2 separate regions of the Homo sapiens genome follow, and region 1 is linked to region 2. Evidence: chromatin loops called from intact Hi-C (ENCODE). Cell type or tissue: PC-9. All regions are shown on one strand. Links, peaks and the distances in the headings refer to the core of each region. The heading gives the core; the rest is flanking DNA.

Region 1 (8,337 bases), core at 293-8,292, 100 kb before region 2:
TCCAGCTACTTGGGAGGTTGAGGTGGGAGGATTGCTTGAGCCTGGAAAGTCAAGGCTGCAGTGAGCCATGTTCGCACCACTGCACTCCAGCCTGGGTGACAAAGCAAGACCCTATCTTAAACACACACACACACACACACACACACACACACACACACACACACATTTCTTTCATCATCATTATAATGGCATAAGAACAGTCAGATGTTATGTAGACTTTCCCCAGGCCAGCATCACTTGATATATGGGGAGGTTTTAATGATTTGCCCAAGACCATAGAGAGAATCAATGGACAAATCTGTGATAAAAGTTCTAGTCCATCATACCTTGCCCTATATCCAGATTAATGGACTCTACTCAACACACTAACACCAGAAAAGAAAGGGGTCCCTTATTCATCTCCCAAACTACTGTCAAGATTCCCACTAGGGGGTAAAAGTCTCATTAACAATGAGCAAGCCTTTCCTAAAAAGCCTATGAAAACATCCTTGAAATAGAAACTCATCCTCTTTCATAGGTTTCAGGGGTTAGGAAAAAGAAAAAAAAAAAGTAGAAACTCATCCTCAAAACTTTAGCTAACTTCTGAGATCACACAGTGATTCTTCCATTCCAATTTGATTTAACAGGCACCCAGACAGGTTTTTTAAAACTTCCATTTCTTGATTAAGTTTGACAACAGCCATCAGTTGAATTCCTGAAATGATAATGTTTAGAGCCAGAGATAAGTATCTCTCACCACCTTTGGGAGTGTCTGTATCATGTCTTTTCGCAAGAGATATAGAGCAGTGCTTCTCTCTCTTTTTTTTTTTTTGAGACAGAGTCTTGCTTTGTGGCCCAGACTGGAGTACAGTGGCATGATCTCGGTTCACTGCAACCTCTGCCTCCTGGGCTCAAGCAATTCTCCTGCCTCAGCCTCCTGAGTAGCTGGGATTACAGGCACGTGCCACCACGCCTGGCTAATTTTTGTATTTTTAATAGAGACGGGGTTTCACCATGTTAGCCAGGCTGAACTCGAACTCCTGACCTCAAGTGATCCACCCTCCCTAGGCTTCCCTAAGTGCTGGGATTACAGGCGTGAGCCACCGTGCCCGGCCTGCTTCTTAAACTTTATTGTACATGGGAGTCCTGTTAAAAAGGAGATTATGATTCAGTAGGTCTGGGGTGGCACCTGAGATTCTGCATTTCTAATAAGCTCCTAGGTGGTGCCAATGTCATTGGTCCACAGACTATACTTTGAGTTGCAAGGATGTAGGATGCAGAGCAAGTTATAAATTAATTCTACTTTAAGAGCCTTCTGAGGAGCCACAGAGGCAGCATGGTGTGGACAAAAAGGACAAGAGCTTTATAGTTGGACAGATTCGGGTTTGAAATTCAAGTTTCTCCATTCACTAGCTTCTCTGAGCAGCAACTTCATTTTTTGGGAATTAAATTATACAATGCATACAAGGAACATGGTACAGTGACTGGCACATAGGAGTTGCGTAATGAATGTAGCTAGCAACATTGCTTTTGAAAATGAACAGGAAGTTGTTTTAAGTTTTCCATGGATTTCACTATAGATCTTGGGTAGTAGTGATAGTAGGTCACAGTCTGCCTACTATCACTTATTGAGTGCCTGTTGTAGGCATCCTGGCACTTTCATCTCCTTCTCTATCTTTGCTGCCCCTAAAAACACCTTCCCCATGCCTTGCTTTTCAATAGCCCACTTTTTATCTCTACTTGCTCTAGAGCAGCAATGTTTGCTGTCAAAATCCTGCACCCCAAAAGAGAACAACCTATGCGTTGCAGATCAGAATAGAGGCCTGGCAGGAATTGTCACAGATTTATGCCTCATCATTCTTCTCAGACCTTCCCCAAATGTTTACCCTGGCATGATCTGGGGAGGAACAGAGACCATGATCCCAGCCATCCTTGCATTCCACCTCCTTCTTCTACCTCCATCTCATCCAATGAAGATGAAATTTTCACCAAGTTACAGAATTGGCCCATGTTATTTGCCCACTAGAATGTAAGCTCTTTGAAAGCCAGAATTCTTGCTTGCTTTTTCTTCTGTTAGATCACCAGAGCCTTGCATAGTGCCTGGTACATTACAAGTGCTCAGTAAATTGTTTATGAATGAATGCATGCATGTTATTCTGCAGAGGCATCTGTGATAAAATGTCAGGAACATTGTATATGGAATCAGAATGATTTTTGTTACACTCCCACCACTCTCAGCTCATGTGACTTGTGTGACTTTGGGCAAGTCACTAATCTTGCTGAGCCTCAGTTTCCCTTTCTGTAAACTGAGGATCATGCATATGCATTCTGCAGTTCAGTAAAATATTGTATATAAAGTGCCTGACACATAGCACATGATCAGTTGCTGGAAGCTGAATATTCAGTCCTCCCCTGTACCATTTGACATCACCATGCTTTTAAATCACACAAACATTTAAAATAGATGAAATGCAAAGATCTTTTGGAATATCTCCAAGTTAGAAAAATAGCCTTTGTTCACCGGAGATTTAAATTATGCCTATATATGTACAGAGACCTAAGAACGTATGTGAATCTGACACTGACAAGTGCAAAGCATGTGGAAATGCCAACCACTCTGTTATAAATCTGCTCTGGGGGAGGAGAGCGATGTTGCCTGGAGATTTTTATTCATTTGAAAATGTTACCATTCACCCAGTGAAAGCCAGAGAACGGCAACGGGACAGTTGGATCCAAGTGCTCTGACATTTCCTTGCCGGCAGACACCATCAATGAATTTAGAAGCTGTATTGCTTCATACGGCATTGAATTAAGAAAATGGTGTGTTACAAAAAGAGGGAGAGAAGGCTGTCAAAGCCTAGGTTTCCGATATGTTTCTTTTGTCCCAGACTGTTCCAGAGTAAAGGTTAAGTATGGAAATGTCAGGGTCTAGAGAAACTTAGGTCACAGAGAACCCAAGGGCTCACTTCACTTCACATTAACAGCTTAATACTCCTTGAGTAACTATGTGCCAAACAGTGGGCTACGCACTCTACTTGGAAAACATTATTGAATTCCTACAAAATCCCTATAAGAAACATGACCCCCACTTCACAAATGAGCAAACTGGAAGTTTGCTTTCTGAGTTTCAGAAAGGCAAAGTGACTTACTCCGGTCTTGCAGCCAGGAAGAGGCAGAACGGGGGCTCTGAGCCAATCTAGGTCCACCCTGGCAACACCACTGGAAGGTTGAGAGATGGGGCTGGAGGGTGGGCAGCGGGAGGATGGAAGACTCTGCTTGACTTGCCGGGCAACAGGGGATATTTGTCAGTTACTAGCTCCATGGTTTTGAACATGTTCCCTGGTCTTCCTCATGTGAGCTTTGAAGGATTTAATAGTAAATAATAATAGTAACAACAAACTTTTATGTGTCAAGCACTCATTGTTCAAAAATGTTGTACACAGTATTTCTTAAAGTGCTTGCAATAACTCTTAGAAAGGAGAAACTATTAGCCTTCCCATTTTCCAGCGACAGAAACTAATAATGAGAGTCACAGAGCCTAACACACAGCAAGTGCTCGGTGAGAGGTATTACCAATGTGCTGCACTGCCTTCTTGCTCTTCTTGCAAGCTCTCCTCCAACAGGACCACACCTCCATGCCTTCCTGAGTTCCACCCAGCTTTTTCCTGAATGCCCACCTCTTCCCTTCCTTCCCTCCACCAAACCCTTACCCACTGCAGAACCTGCCCGCCTAAGAGTGTCTAAGATAAACTTTCACTAACACTCCCCCTAGTGGTGGGCCAATGCCACCCTTCCCCAACTTCCTGTTTTATTTTTCTATGAAGTTCCAAAATATAATTCTGCAAAGATTCAACCAATTGATGAGTAAAATATACATGCCGACTGTAAAGACAATTGTAAGGATTGGTTTGGGGACACCAAAAGCATCCAAAGAAGGTTTCTCTGGATGGCTACTGTCAATAACAGATAACAGATACTGAGAGATTGCAGTGTGCCAAACATACTATGTAGTATGACTTTTAAAAACTCCACGACCAATCTTGAATTAGACACAATTATTTTCCCCACCTTACAGATAGGGAAAATGAGAGAATGTAAGAGACTTGTTCAAGGTCATAGTGTTATGACACTGTGACAGTGTCAGAACTGAGCTGCACAGTGACAGAAGGACCCTGATTCCAGGCCTGGCCTCTGAGTCTTTGTGCTTAAAAGACCCTAATTCAAACTAGACATCCAGGTTCCAAGCCTGTTTTTGCCATTCTAGACCCGTGTTCCTCACAGGTAAAATAAAGGATTGCACTTAATGACCTCAGAGAATTACAGATCTTTAGAGAAGTATATTATCTTATTTAATTCTTACTACCTATGAGATTGATTTCATGATCTCCAGTTCTACAGATAAGGAATGATTGTGCACTCCCTAAGGTAGTACAGGCAGGGCCAGAATTGTTTTCTCTGACCATAATCCCATGCCCTCTTTTCTGCAGATGCTGACTTTCCAAGTTCAGGCTCGCAGCACTCTGTGACTCCAGTTATCCTTCTTTATCTAACCCATCCACGTCTGTGCTTCTCTAGTTCTCAATTAGATATGTTAGTTAAAACTGAAATCAGAATTTCAAAGTTTTTCCTAAGTAGTTGGGATTTTGTTTATTAGTTTCTATCTCTAGGAACCCACCAAACAATTGGATATCTTTGGGTCAGCTTTTAGTATAGCTCATAGGTCAAATAAAAGAAATGCAATAATAAACATGTGTATTAACCAGCCTGGCCAACATAGCAAAACCCGTTCTCTACTAAAACTACAAAAATGAGCTGGGTGTGGTGGCATTCACCTGTAGTCCCAGGTACTCGGGAGGCTGAAGCACAAGAATCGCTTGAACCCAGGAGGCAGAGGTTGCAGTGAGCCGAGATCGCACCATTGCACTCCAGCCTGGGCAACAGAGTGAGACTCTGTCTCAATCAATCAACCAATCAATCAATAATGTATATTAAATATATTACAAAGAGCAAAGGATGGTCCTATCATTACATTGCCTCCATAATGTGTTATTCAAAGGCTTGTGAATAATTTTCTTAGGTAACTCAACTCCTTTGAGAACACTGACATAAACAGAAGATTATCCAATAATTAAAAATTCCAAATTATTTATCAGGAGAACACCAAACTATAGGTAAACCCAAGTGATATATAGCATGTGGAATTTGTTAGAACACACAGTATATTACAAATCTGTAAAAATTAAATCCCTAAATATTGTTATTATATGAAGGATCCTTTGTCTGTTTTATGTTTTAAAAAGTTTATTAATAAAAATAAATGTTGTATGCCTATTTAAGTGAAAAGAACATTTGACAAAAACATCAGCCTGAAATCTCATCATGCTAACCCAACTATTTTAATATTTGCACATTCTTTTTCAGTCACAGCCTGCATACAGACACATTTTAAGTATCTACTAATTTAATATTTTGTGTTCTTGGATTTTCTTACTTAACATAGCATAGACATTTTAGGTATTTCTTTTTTTTTTTTTTTTTTTTTTGAGACAGGGTTTTGCCATGTTGGCCAAAGTGGTCTTGAACTTCTGACCTCAGTTGATCCGCCCGCCTCGGCCTCCCAAAGTGCTGGGATTACAGGCATGAACCACTGCACCCGGCCTTATATATTTCTTAAAGGCTTTTATTATTGCTATTGGTAATGATCTGATACAACTCCAGAGACTGACATACCATACTTTTTCTAAATCATTCTCCACATCACTGGATATTATTGTCCATTTCCCATCGTCTGATGTTCTAAATCAGTGCTATCCAATATGACAGCCACTAACCACATGCGACTATGGAGCACTTGAGATGTAGCTAGTCTGGATTGACAAGTAGTAAGTATAAAATATGTGCCAGATTTCTAAGGCAATATAAGAAAAACAATGTAAATGTTTATATTGATGTTGAAATTATACTATTTGGATATATTGGGTTAAATCAAATATCAAAATTAATTTCATTTTGTTTTTTTAAATATGATTCCTAGAAAATTTTAAATTATAAATCTGGTGTGTATTATATTTATATTGAACAGTGTTTGTCTAGATGACACTTCAGTATACAACTGTCTGCCTATAAATTTCTACTTCTGTTGAATTCGTTCTGCAATCCAAAGTCCAGTGAGTGAGCTTACTAGAATGGAAGGTATAGTCTTATGGTTTTTGCAACCTATCACAATATTGCTTTGCAAAAGAGTTGTAGCAATTTGTAAAGCACTAGCACTGAATCGCTCAAGAACATTCCTAGCACCAGATAGTCTACTTTTAGGTATGTTTAGTTCTATTAATTTCCCAAGTGTAATATGAATGTAAGAGCCAGACTGTCTGGGTTTAAATCTCCCCTAACTAATTATGAGTTGAGCAAGTTACTAAACCTCTCTGTGTCTCAGTTTCCTCACCTATGAAATGGAAATAGCACTATCTCTTACGGTGGTTTTAGGGATTAAATGAACTTATATATGTAAAGCACTTAGTAAATATCAAAAACTGTAAAATTATTATGTGTAATTATAATGATAAAGATTGTTTTAAACTGTAATTCTTTGGTTACTACTCAGGATAAATGTTTTCTAGGATAAGTGCTTAGTATATGTATTCTATTCTATGTAAATGTTTTCCTCATGTCCTTTGGCCATTGATCTATTGAGATCTTGGGTTTTTTTTCTTTTAAAATCTGAATTACTTCTTCATACAGAGTTGAGTCTTAATCATCTTTGGTATACAAATTTTCCTTTTAATCTCATGCCATTGTTTTTACATTTTAAACAAGTTTCAAATTCAATGTTGTCCATAATTTAGAAAGAAATTTAATTCCTCCTTTACTTCAAAGCTAGGAAAGTTATTTCTTATCAAGAGATAGACATGATATAGTATTTTATCTCTTTTAGCTCGTCTATGCTTTGAGCCTGGTTCGTTTTTTTAGATGAGGCTGGATTTTTGCTAAACGTTTAGACTTTGACACAGCAAAGGATAAAACAGAAAACTCTCCCATTAGGGTGCATAGAGGCATAAGGAGTAGTCCCAGGGATATTATGGTGACTTCATTGGAAACAATGAGGTCCTGTGAAGACAGAGTTGTTGCCTTCTATAATCAAATGGATCTGACCTAAGCCCTTCCTGTACGGAAAATCACCTGCAAGTAAAACCAGGTAGTGCTGGGTTCTAATTCTTACTCTCCTATTGATTAGTTGCGTGTGATTGGAGGCAAGTAACTTAGCCATCTGGAGCCTCATTTTGTTCTACTGGAGATTAAATGCATATGAAAATGCTTAAGCAAGCGCAGCCAAATATCAAACTCAATTTTTAAATTATTTTAGTACAATATTCAAGATTATGTCATTTTCTTGGTGAGTCAGAAAAGGGAGTGGTTCTATATTAAACATTTCCCTGTTAATCACATTTGGCTAGATGTATCAGAAATTAGCTAGCCCATAAAAGGGGACTAGAATATGCCTGCTGTCTGTTTAGTAAGACAAATGCGTGGCTTTTGTCCTGTTCCACTTCTTATATAGGGCTTTCACATACTGCTCCTTAAAACAAACCTGTAAGGAAGACAGAACAGTTTATCAAAAGTTGATAGCAAAGGAAAACTGGGGCCCTGGAAGGTTTAGTGACTTGCTCAGTCACACAGCAGAGCCTCAAACAAAACGAGAGCAGACTCCTAGTTGCATGCCCTTCCAGATTGCAAGTTGCTCCCTCTAGGTATACAGTTGGTTGAATTGGACAATCTCTGGTTCCTTCCAAACCAGTTAACATAGTTATTAAGATCTTAAGCTCTGGAGTCCAAGAGACCTGGCTGGGTTCAAATTCCAGCTCTACTGCTTGCAAGCTGTATGACCTTATAGCAGTAGGTCAATCTCTTTCACCCTTACTTTCCTCTTCTGCAATGTAAAACTAACAATTTTACTGAACTTACTGGGTTTAGAAAGGATGAAAAGCTATGGTGCTAGTAAAGCACATAGCAGTACCTGGCGGGTAGTAAGTGCCCAAAGTTGCTCCGCTAAAAATGGAAAAATTGAACAATGACTAGAAATAGTTAGGTTTCGAGCCCTGAACTCAAATTTGAGTTAGGTCTTCCAAGTGCTTGATCCATTAACCAGTGCATAATACTATGGAGGCTTCTGCAGGTTTTCCAATGCTGTGTCCTTTGGCCCTCTCTGGTGTTTCAGGTACAAAGAGCAATTCATGCCAACTCTGCAGGCAGCTGTCACATTTCTTACCTGTCCCAGCTGTGAACAGCATAATTGAATTTAATGTGAGAAATGATAGTAACTTCCCAGAGACACTTAGTGTTTAATGTTAGATAGCTTGT
Region 2 (8,337 bases), core at 120-8,119:
TTCCTCACCAGGAGGTGTGCCAGATGAGGACAAGGATTTTTATATCCCTACCCCCATCTGCAGCACTGCCATGGAGAACAGTGCCTGGCACTTGGATGCCCTCAGTAAATATTTGTTGAGAGACTAATAAGTGATCGTGGGCCAGCATGCCAACAGTGTCTTCGTTATTACAAAATTGTCCCGAATTGAAATTTGGCTACTACAAGCAGTTTGTGGTGGAAATTTACTCAAATTACCAATTCTTTCACTGAAGAAATTACCTGGCATATGTGGGTTCTCAATAAACTGTGTTGGATTGCCTCAAGGCTTTGGGGCAGTGGTAGCCGTCTGAGGCCTCCTTGCCAGTCAACCAAACCCTGTGCTGGGTGGGACATAAGAGATGCCCCCAGCATCCTTAGCTGATGCTACTATGTCACCCCAGAATCCCTGGGGCAGCCCACCCCTCAGCAGCAGCTGTCACCCTGCTGGGTTCCGCTTTTCCTCCTGTGGGCTTCGTCTCCCTAAGGAAATCATTGTCCTTGCTTTCTACATCTTATCTCCCTGAGCAGCTCCAAAATTCTGTTATTCATATCCCACTGACCTTTCTCATTGTCCTAGTCCAAGCTTCTCACAGGAGGAGTTGTCTCTCTGTTTTATATTAAAACAAAGCGGTTGGACTCTTAAAACTCTATTCACTTTTCAGATTCTTTGGAGTCCTCAATGCTTCCTGCTATGAAATGCTGCGCTCTGGAATGCCTTCCAGACCCACCCCCAGGATACCTGTAGCCTTCCCTGCAGCCACTCTCCTCAACTCCCTCCTCGTTCCCAGGGGTCAATGTCCTGGATCTCTCCAGCTTTAAGTTCCTTCATGTCCTCTTGCCACCCCTGCTCTCACCATCTCTGAGTTCTTGTATCCCCAGGATTTCAACCTGAGTTTGCATCTCCTGACATCACTTTTCCCAGCCTTCTCCCTTTTCAACCAGCACAAGGCCATCCACTTCCATGGCCATAGTGGACGCCACTGAGCATGCTAGGTGTTTTCTTCTATTCAACTCATGTGGTCTGCACAACAACCCAGTGCGGGGAATCCACCCCTTTCACAGATGAGGCATCTCTAGCTCCTGGAAGTCACCTAACTTGCCTAGGACATGCAGCTAGTAAGTGGCAGGGCTGGGATTGGAACCCAAGAGGCCCCGCCCTGACCACCATCCTGCCCTGCCTCTCCTCGGGCACCCAGAATCCCCTCACTCTATTGTCAAAACCCACCTTGTCCTGCCTGTCTGGTACCTAGGGGAGAACCCTCAGCCTCTTCTTCTGCTGCCACTTGCTTCCTCTTCTGCCAGGAAGGTCCCACGCCTGGCCAGCCTGCTCTGGAGACACGCCCACTGCCTGGCCTTGCCAGGAGGCTCTGATGCTCTGCAGGCTTCCTGTCCCACGGATCCCTTCCTGCCTGTCCTGGGGTCCCACCACCCCACTTTGTAGTTGGCCTTGCTCTTTATTGTGGTGAAAGGTGCAGGCCATTCCATCCAAGATCCTATAATATTCCTTTTCTCTGCTGTTGAATGTTCTTCCCATTCCCCCCACATTCTCAAAGAAGGCATGTGGCTTTCTTCACTGCGTCTCGGCCTGCCCTGAGTCCAGCCCCTGCTGCCTGGCCCAGCCTGTCTTGTTGGCATCCCCTAAGCCCTAGCCAGAAACACAAGCACCTTTCAGGTGCTCCATCCTAACTCCACCCTCCCTCACACTGGCCTCTCTCCCTTTGCCACCAGATAACAGCAGTGCATTCTTTTGTTTCCTTTAGAACAAGATGCAGATGTTTTCCAGAATTTTCTTCAACTTCAGGCAGTAAGTTTTTTGGTGAAAGGAGTATTACTCCCTGAGTCTGTAGAACCAGGCTCTCTCCTCTTATTCTGTAGCAATTAAAGACAAAGACAGGCAAGAAAACAATGAAAAGAAACAGGAGCCAGGCTGATGCACCTTCATTTAGCTGGTCCTTGAGCATGACTCATTGATCCTTCTTGCTTCCATCAGGGATTGCACCCTGTGCCCTCTTTGAATGCAGGGGCATGTCAAGGCCAAGGGTCAGGAAGAGAGCTTTGGCCTCGCCAGCCTGGTCCCCAGAGTGGAAGTGGCAGGGCAGGAGGGGTGTGGCAGACAGAGCACATATCGCCCCCAGCCTTGCCCCCAGATGTTGAGTGCTGGGTGCCGGAGTGCAGAGGGGAACAAGGCCTGGACCCTGCCTGGGGAGAGGCAGCACCTGGGAGATCTTTGTGGCTTCAGATCCCATGTGGTCCTCCAGGTAAAGCAGAGCATCTCTGGGGTCTAGGCTGGGGGAAAACTCTTGCAAAAAATTCCTGGTTCTGGGACAGAATGCATGGGGTCTGCGTGAGGGGCAGAGGACAGTGCCAGGCCAGTGAGCACGCACTGGGCAAAGGAAGTGGCCAGAGACCACTCATAAGAAAAAGTGGGACATGAACCTCAGAGCCTGGGCTGCTTTCAGAGGAGCCAAGAGCCTGGGAAATAAGCATCTTCTGGTGAGGAAATCAGCAGGGGGAGGGGAGGGTCATACAGGAGGGGACTTTTAATCCTGAATGGCCTTGCAGGGCATGGTTCCCCTAGTGTGCCCCATGGAACCCTTGGCTGTTAGATGTGAGGTGATAAATGGTGTGTGGATGCATACACTTGGGACTCAGACTCTGCTGCCCTTAGACTTTCACCCTCCACAGGGCTGCGTTTAAAGGTCCAAGAAGCCCTGCAGAAGAAAAACCTAACTATTGAACCAGCATTCCCTATACGTATTTGGCCCCTGATTTTTTCCCCCGAATAACATCATTACAATCCTATGGGATTAGTGTTCCATGGCAGAACTTTGGGAAGTGTTTTTTGAAGAATTTGTAAATCCCTGCACCCTCTGGACTGTGCCCATTTCTTAGATTGCATGGAGGCTGTGCTGTACAGTGGAAGGAGTATGGGCTTTAGATGGGACTGGCCTGTGTTTAAATCTGCTTTCCCATTATACAAAATCTCTGATCTTGATCAAGTTACTTACTCTCTCAAACTTAGTTTCCTTATCTGTAAGACAGGGGATGAAACATTAGCTAGTTGTCTTATGAGGCTGTTGTGATGGTTAATGGGAAGATAATAATGACACTTACAGAGGGCTTGTTATGCTCCAGACACCATTCTGAGCACTTTATATATCTCACTTACTTTTCACCACAACTGTGAGGCAGGTAATGTTATCCTTATCCTACAGGTCAGGTCAGGAGACCAATGACACATACAGGCTAAATGTTGTGCCCAACATCACACGGCTGGTAAATGTGGGACCTAAGATTTGAACCCTAGGCACTCATACATGATGGGGTCAGGATTTGAAACTTGACCGTCATCTCCCATCAGAGAACATGCTCTGAATCAGTATGTTCTAAAGGGTCTAGAGCAGTAAAAGCACTAATTGGTATCAGTTCCCTTTTCAGATGGTTCGTGGATATGTTAGGGGGATTGATGGTTCCTGGGACTCCAAGTCATTCTGCAGTCATTAAAATCAGCCCTGTTGAAAGAGTAATCTCCTCGATCTGCTTGCCCACTCAGATGCTCCCATTGTGACCATTTTGTTTGCTCTGCTGCCTCATCCTGGGCCACTTCAATTTGGGTGGCTGCTCAGCGTTCAGGTGGAGTCGGGCCACTTTCCACAGCCATCTCATCTGTGGCCTGTGCCTCCACTTCCAGGACCAAGAGTCCCCCCAGGATGCCCAGTGAGTTGGTAGCTTGTTCTCTTTCTACACCTCAGTGATGGACTTGACAAAGGGTTAAGAAGACATCCCTTTTATCATTCAGCAAACTGAGTGCCTTTACTGAGCTAGATGCATGCCCTGGGGGAACTAGCACTGTTTGGTGACTTAGTTAGACCTCTGAATCCCTCTACCAACCCTCAGTAGCTGTCTGGGAGACTGGGATTCTGTGGACTCTCCTCTATCAACGATATTGGGGGTCTTTTCCACAAAGACCAGCCTGGTTTTGATTGACAAAGTGCCTCAGATTTACAAATCTTACCCCTTGCAGGATCCTCTCAACTGATCAAGCCCCATAGCTCCAAATGCCGTCTCCTTGATTGATGTTTAATTTGGGGATCCACAAGCATCTAGAGCTACCAGTTGAATTTGGGTACCCAAGGGCCACAAATGGGCCCCCCTCACACCCTGACCCCTGACAACCAGCACCTTTGAGACTGAAGTACCACTGCATATAGTGCTGTCCTCTGCTCAGGGCATTCTCCCTACCAGCCAGGCCACCCGGCAAACCCCTGCAACACCTCATAAGACCTCTTCGCTGGTCTCATCTCCTTTTATTAACACCTCCTCAGCACCCCTCCACACACACCCAAGCCCACAAGCAAATCATTTTTTCATCTGTTTTGCTCTTGTACCTTACCTATGCTCCACTAATACAAAAAAAGCACGCCTTCCTCAAGACACTTGACTGCCACCTGCTGGAGAGTTGTCATCATGGCTCAACAAATATCTGCCACTTCTAAACCCCCAGGCACCTCTGGAGTAGGGCAGTGCATTGCTTGTACAGCTGTAAACATGGCCTGCCTGTTGAATTGGTCATGCTGTCATGTACTTATTAAAACACTCGTCTTTCTAACTGGACTGAGGACATCTTGAACGTAAGGACTGCCGATTTCTGTCTTCGTCCCCATTGTGGCTTCTGCTAGGGGCTAGAGAAATGCTTATTGAATGATCCTTGTGCAAACACCTGTTACCTTAGGTTCAGGGCATCTGCTGTCATTCAGTGAAGGTCTTCTAAATCTGTCTGTTGCAAAGCAAGGCTCGCCACAGGCTGTCAGAGTAACCATGGAGGTCGGACAGGACTTGCAGTGGGGACAGGGCCCCATCAGCCTCTCACCTCTGCTCAGAGGCACCACCCTCTGAACAGATCAGAGCATAAACAGGTCAGAGCAATTCAGCATTCATTCCCTCTACAGACATCAGGGCAGGCACCATGTAGTGGAGAGTGGGGCCAGGGGCCATCTGCCATGGCTGTTTGGGCTGGGGAAGGAGAGCAGTACTTCTGGAGCATGTGCTGTGCTCAGGGCCAGCTCCCTGTAGGTAGGTTGTGGGAATGCAGAGGTGGCAACTCAAGCACCCCTGCTGGGGATTCAGAGTTTTGTGGAGAAGTAGATCAGTAAGCACATGGATACCAGATAGGGTTGTCAAGGATGTTGATTCACTGTTGTCCCTATTTTCCTAAGCTCGCCACATCATGGAAGGCTGCTACCCAAGTGACATTCTTGGGCTTCACCAAGTGTTTTAACAGAGCTCCACCCAGCTGTCACACTAGGGGTAACACAGTGGGCCAGAAGGAGAGGCAGGCCTTCCCTGGGGTCCCATTTTAAAAAGGGGGAAGTCCTCTGTTCTTTTACAACACTTGTTTACCCCAAGCCATTCAGCATAGTATTACTTAGGTCCCATACAGAGAACCTTCCAACAGATAGCTCTCCTTGCTCAGGCCTGTCCTGATGAACTCCCTGATATTCTTCCAGGTCTTAAAAGAGTGAGAGCTGAGCATTTCCCTCTCTGCCCTGGCTGCCAGGAAGCTCAGAGATAACTTGTTTGCTCAGTTCCTGTAGCTTTCCTGACCCAGGACTTCTTTTTCTTATAAATTCTCCTTGTTCCTTTTCCAGGAATGCTTGCTTTTTATGTTTTGTTTGTTTATGTTGCTTTTGTCTCTGTATTATACTTTGGGGGGTGGTTTTTGGAGGCAGGATTGGCAGCAGCCATGGTAGTTAGAAGCACCAGCAGTAAAGCTGGACACACCTGGGTTTCATCCCCACTTGCTAGCTGTGTCATTTTAAGTAAGATAAGTTGCCTCTTCAGTTCTCGGTTCCTCACCTTGAAAATTGGGATAATGATCATAATGAATGGATAGGTTATTGTGAAAATTAAACTTGTTTATTGTAAATGCATTGTTTCCTGTTCCTGCTCTTGGATCAGGCTTGATCTGTGGCTGTAGAATCCTAGTCTTAATTTCCTTCTTCCTGCCTGTGTCTGTCAGCATATGATGAGTTGTACAATAGTAGTGACTAGGGGACCAACCATCCCGGTTTGTCTGGGACGGAGGGGTTTCCTGGGATGCAGGACTTTCAGTGCTGAATGGGAAGGTCCCAGGCAAATGGATGAGTCGGTCACCCTGGTAATAAACAACCTCAACATCTCAGTGGCTTACTGTAGCAAAGGTTTATTTCTTCGTTGTGCTACTGTCCATCCAGGGCCTTGGCTAAAGGAGGAGCCTCTATCCCAGGAAATTGACAGTCATGGGCACAGACAGAGGAACACATGTTAAAGGTCCTTTAGAAAGTTGTGGCTGTCACTTCTGCCCTCATTCACTGGTTGGGGCCAGTCACATGGCCAGGCCTGCCACCAGGCTGTGCAGAACCTTCCCACTGGGTGGGACAGCTCAGCCTGGAACACTGATCCACTCTGCCAGGCTCACCTTTCTCTTCTTTTGCATTTTAGGGTGCTGGAGCAGGGACCAGGGAAAGGAGAGAGTCACTTGGTCTGAACTGGGGGTCTTGGATGTGATCATCTTCCTGTAGATGGTCGGTATGGGTTTCTTAAGGGGCAGGGTTCAGCTTCACCCTGCTCTGCTCAGAGGAGCAGCTGTGTCTCCTTTGGACGCCTTCTAGTGGTTGATGCCCTCACCTTTCTCAGCTGCCAAGGCCTCTCTCGACAGGGCAGGCTGGGCTGTGACTTCTCTTCCACCCTCCTTGCTCCTTCCTGTGGAGCCCCTGAGATCCTTTCCCCATGCTCCTGGGTGGAATGGAGGGTGCCCTCTCACATTCTTCCAAGGCATCTTGCGCAAGTCCCTCCATGCCCTGCTTTCTCTGGCGGTCCAGCATGCCTCCATCTCACCTTTGGGACTCTCTAGCTTGGAAGTGGGCACACCTGCAGCCCCTGACTCCAGGACCACAGGCTAGGCTCTCCCCAAAGCATCCTCATCACACACCATGTGGATGGCCAGGTCAGGGCGGCCGTCAGAGCCCACCCTCGGCAAGGATACCCTCTCAAAGGCACCTCTGTTGGCTCAAATCCCTTTTGGAAGTAGCCCAGAAAGAGGCTTTCTTTTTTCTTATCTTTTGTTGTTTTATTTATTGTTCTTGCATCTAAGAACACCTTCTTGGTCAGAAAACAGTTTTCCAGAAATAATGTTAAGTAAGTGTCACAACTGGTTTAGCTCCCTAACCTGGTCTAAGCATATAAGAGAGGCTTTTGAGGCTGGGCGTGGTGGCTCATGCCCATAATCCCAATACTTTGGGAGGCCGAGATGGAGGGATTGCTTGAGTCCAGGAGTCTGGGCAGCATAGTGAGACCTTGTCTCTTCTAAAAATAAAAAATTAGCTACGTATGGTGGCACATGCCTGTAGTCCCAGCTACTTGGGAGGCTGAGGTGGGAAGATCACTTGAGGCCAGGAGTTCTAGGTTGCAGTGAGCTATGATCACACCACTGCACCCTAACCTGGGCAACAGAGTGAGACCCTGTCTCAAAAAAAATAAAAAAGGCTTTTTGATTTTTGTTTTGCAGAAGTACCAAAATCTATATTAGCATTTATTATTTTTATTTCTATAAAGTAAATTTGAGTATTGGGAAAATTGATCAAAATGAGAAATTTCATATGGAGTTTAGTACTTGAAATTTGGATCCTTCATCTAAATTTCAGGGAAGTCAGGGCTGGGCATGGTGGCTCACACCTGTAATCTCAGCATTTTGAGAGGCCGAGATGGGCGGATTGCTTGAGCCCAGGACTTTGAGACCAGCCTGGGCAACAATGCAAAGCCTCCTCTCTACAAAAAATATAAAAACAAGCCAGACATGGTAGTGGTGCATACCTGTAGTCCCAGCTACATGACAAACTGAGGCAGGAGGATAGTTTGAGCCCAGGAGATGGAGATTGCAGTGAGCCGAGATCATGCCATTGCACTCCAGCCTGGGCGACAGAGCAAGACTGTCTCAAAAAATAATTAAATAAGTAAGTAAATTTCAGGGAACTCAGAGAACGAGAAAGGACATGAAATTGTTCATTTATTTAGCATTTGTTGAGTACCACCTGGAGTGAGGCACGAGATCAGGCACAGGAGACGCCTATAAATAAGGCCCTACCTGCCTGAAGCTTATGGGAGGTGGAGGAGACACGCCTACAAGCAGAGAATGGTCACAGGGCGTGAAGGAGCCTGGGCAGGAGCTGCTGCAGGAGAGCCAGGGAGAGAGGATACAGCTCTGAAGGCTTCTCCAGGAGGTGTGCCCACGGGCACAGGAAAGGAAAGCAGGAGTTTATCAGGTGACTGGGTGGTTGAA

The links. Hi-C counts contacts between places; a loop is a spot of excess contacts. Peaks named below come from ENCODE experiments on the same cell type or tissue, not always from the same donor. Only the 100,000 strongest peaks of a DNase experiment are listed, where the experiment ranks them.
Region 1: it touches region 2 in a loop (10-fold over the local background); 10 of 110 quality-filtered maps call a loop at or near these places.

Annotation. Positions count from the first base shown.
Region 1 is chr11:13,235,353-13,243,689 of GRCh38, forward strand. No RefSeq gene overlaps it. Among named protein-coding and RNA genes, the nearest start is that of BMAL1, 38 kb to the right of the region's middle. In PC-9, for the core only: CTCF peaks have their summits at 3,761 (motif pointing left) and 3,961; no DNase peak of the experiment used is centred there.
Region 2 is chr11:13,339,854-13,348,190 of GRCh38, forward strand. All of the region lies in intron 3 of BMAL1 (basic helix-loop-helix ARNT like 1), which reads left to right. Among named protein-coding and RNA genes, the nearest start is that of BMAL1, 66 kb to the left of the region's middle. RefSeq lists enhancers at 1,423-1,923, 3,611-3,660. In PC-9, for the core only: CTCF peaks have their summits at 4,488 (motif pointing left) and 4,688; a DNase peak (open chromatin) is centred at 4,488.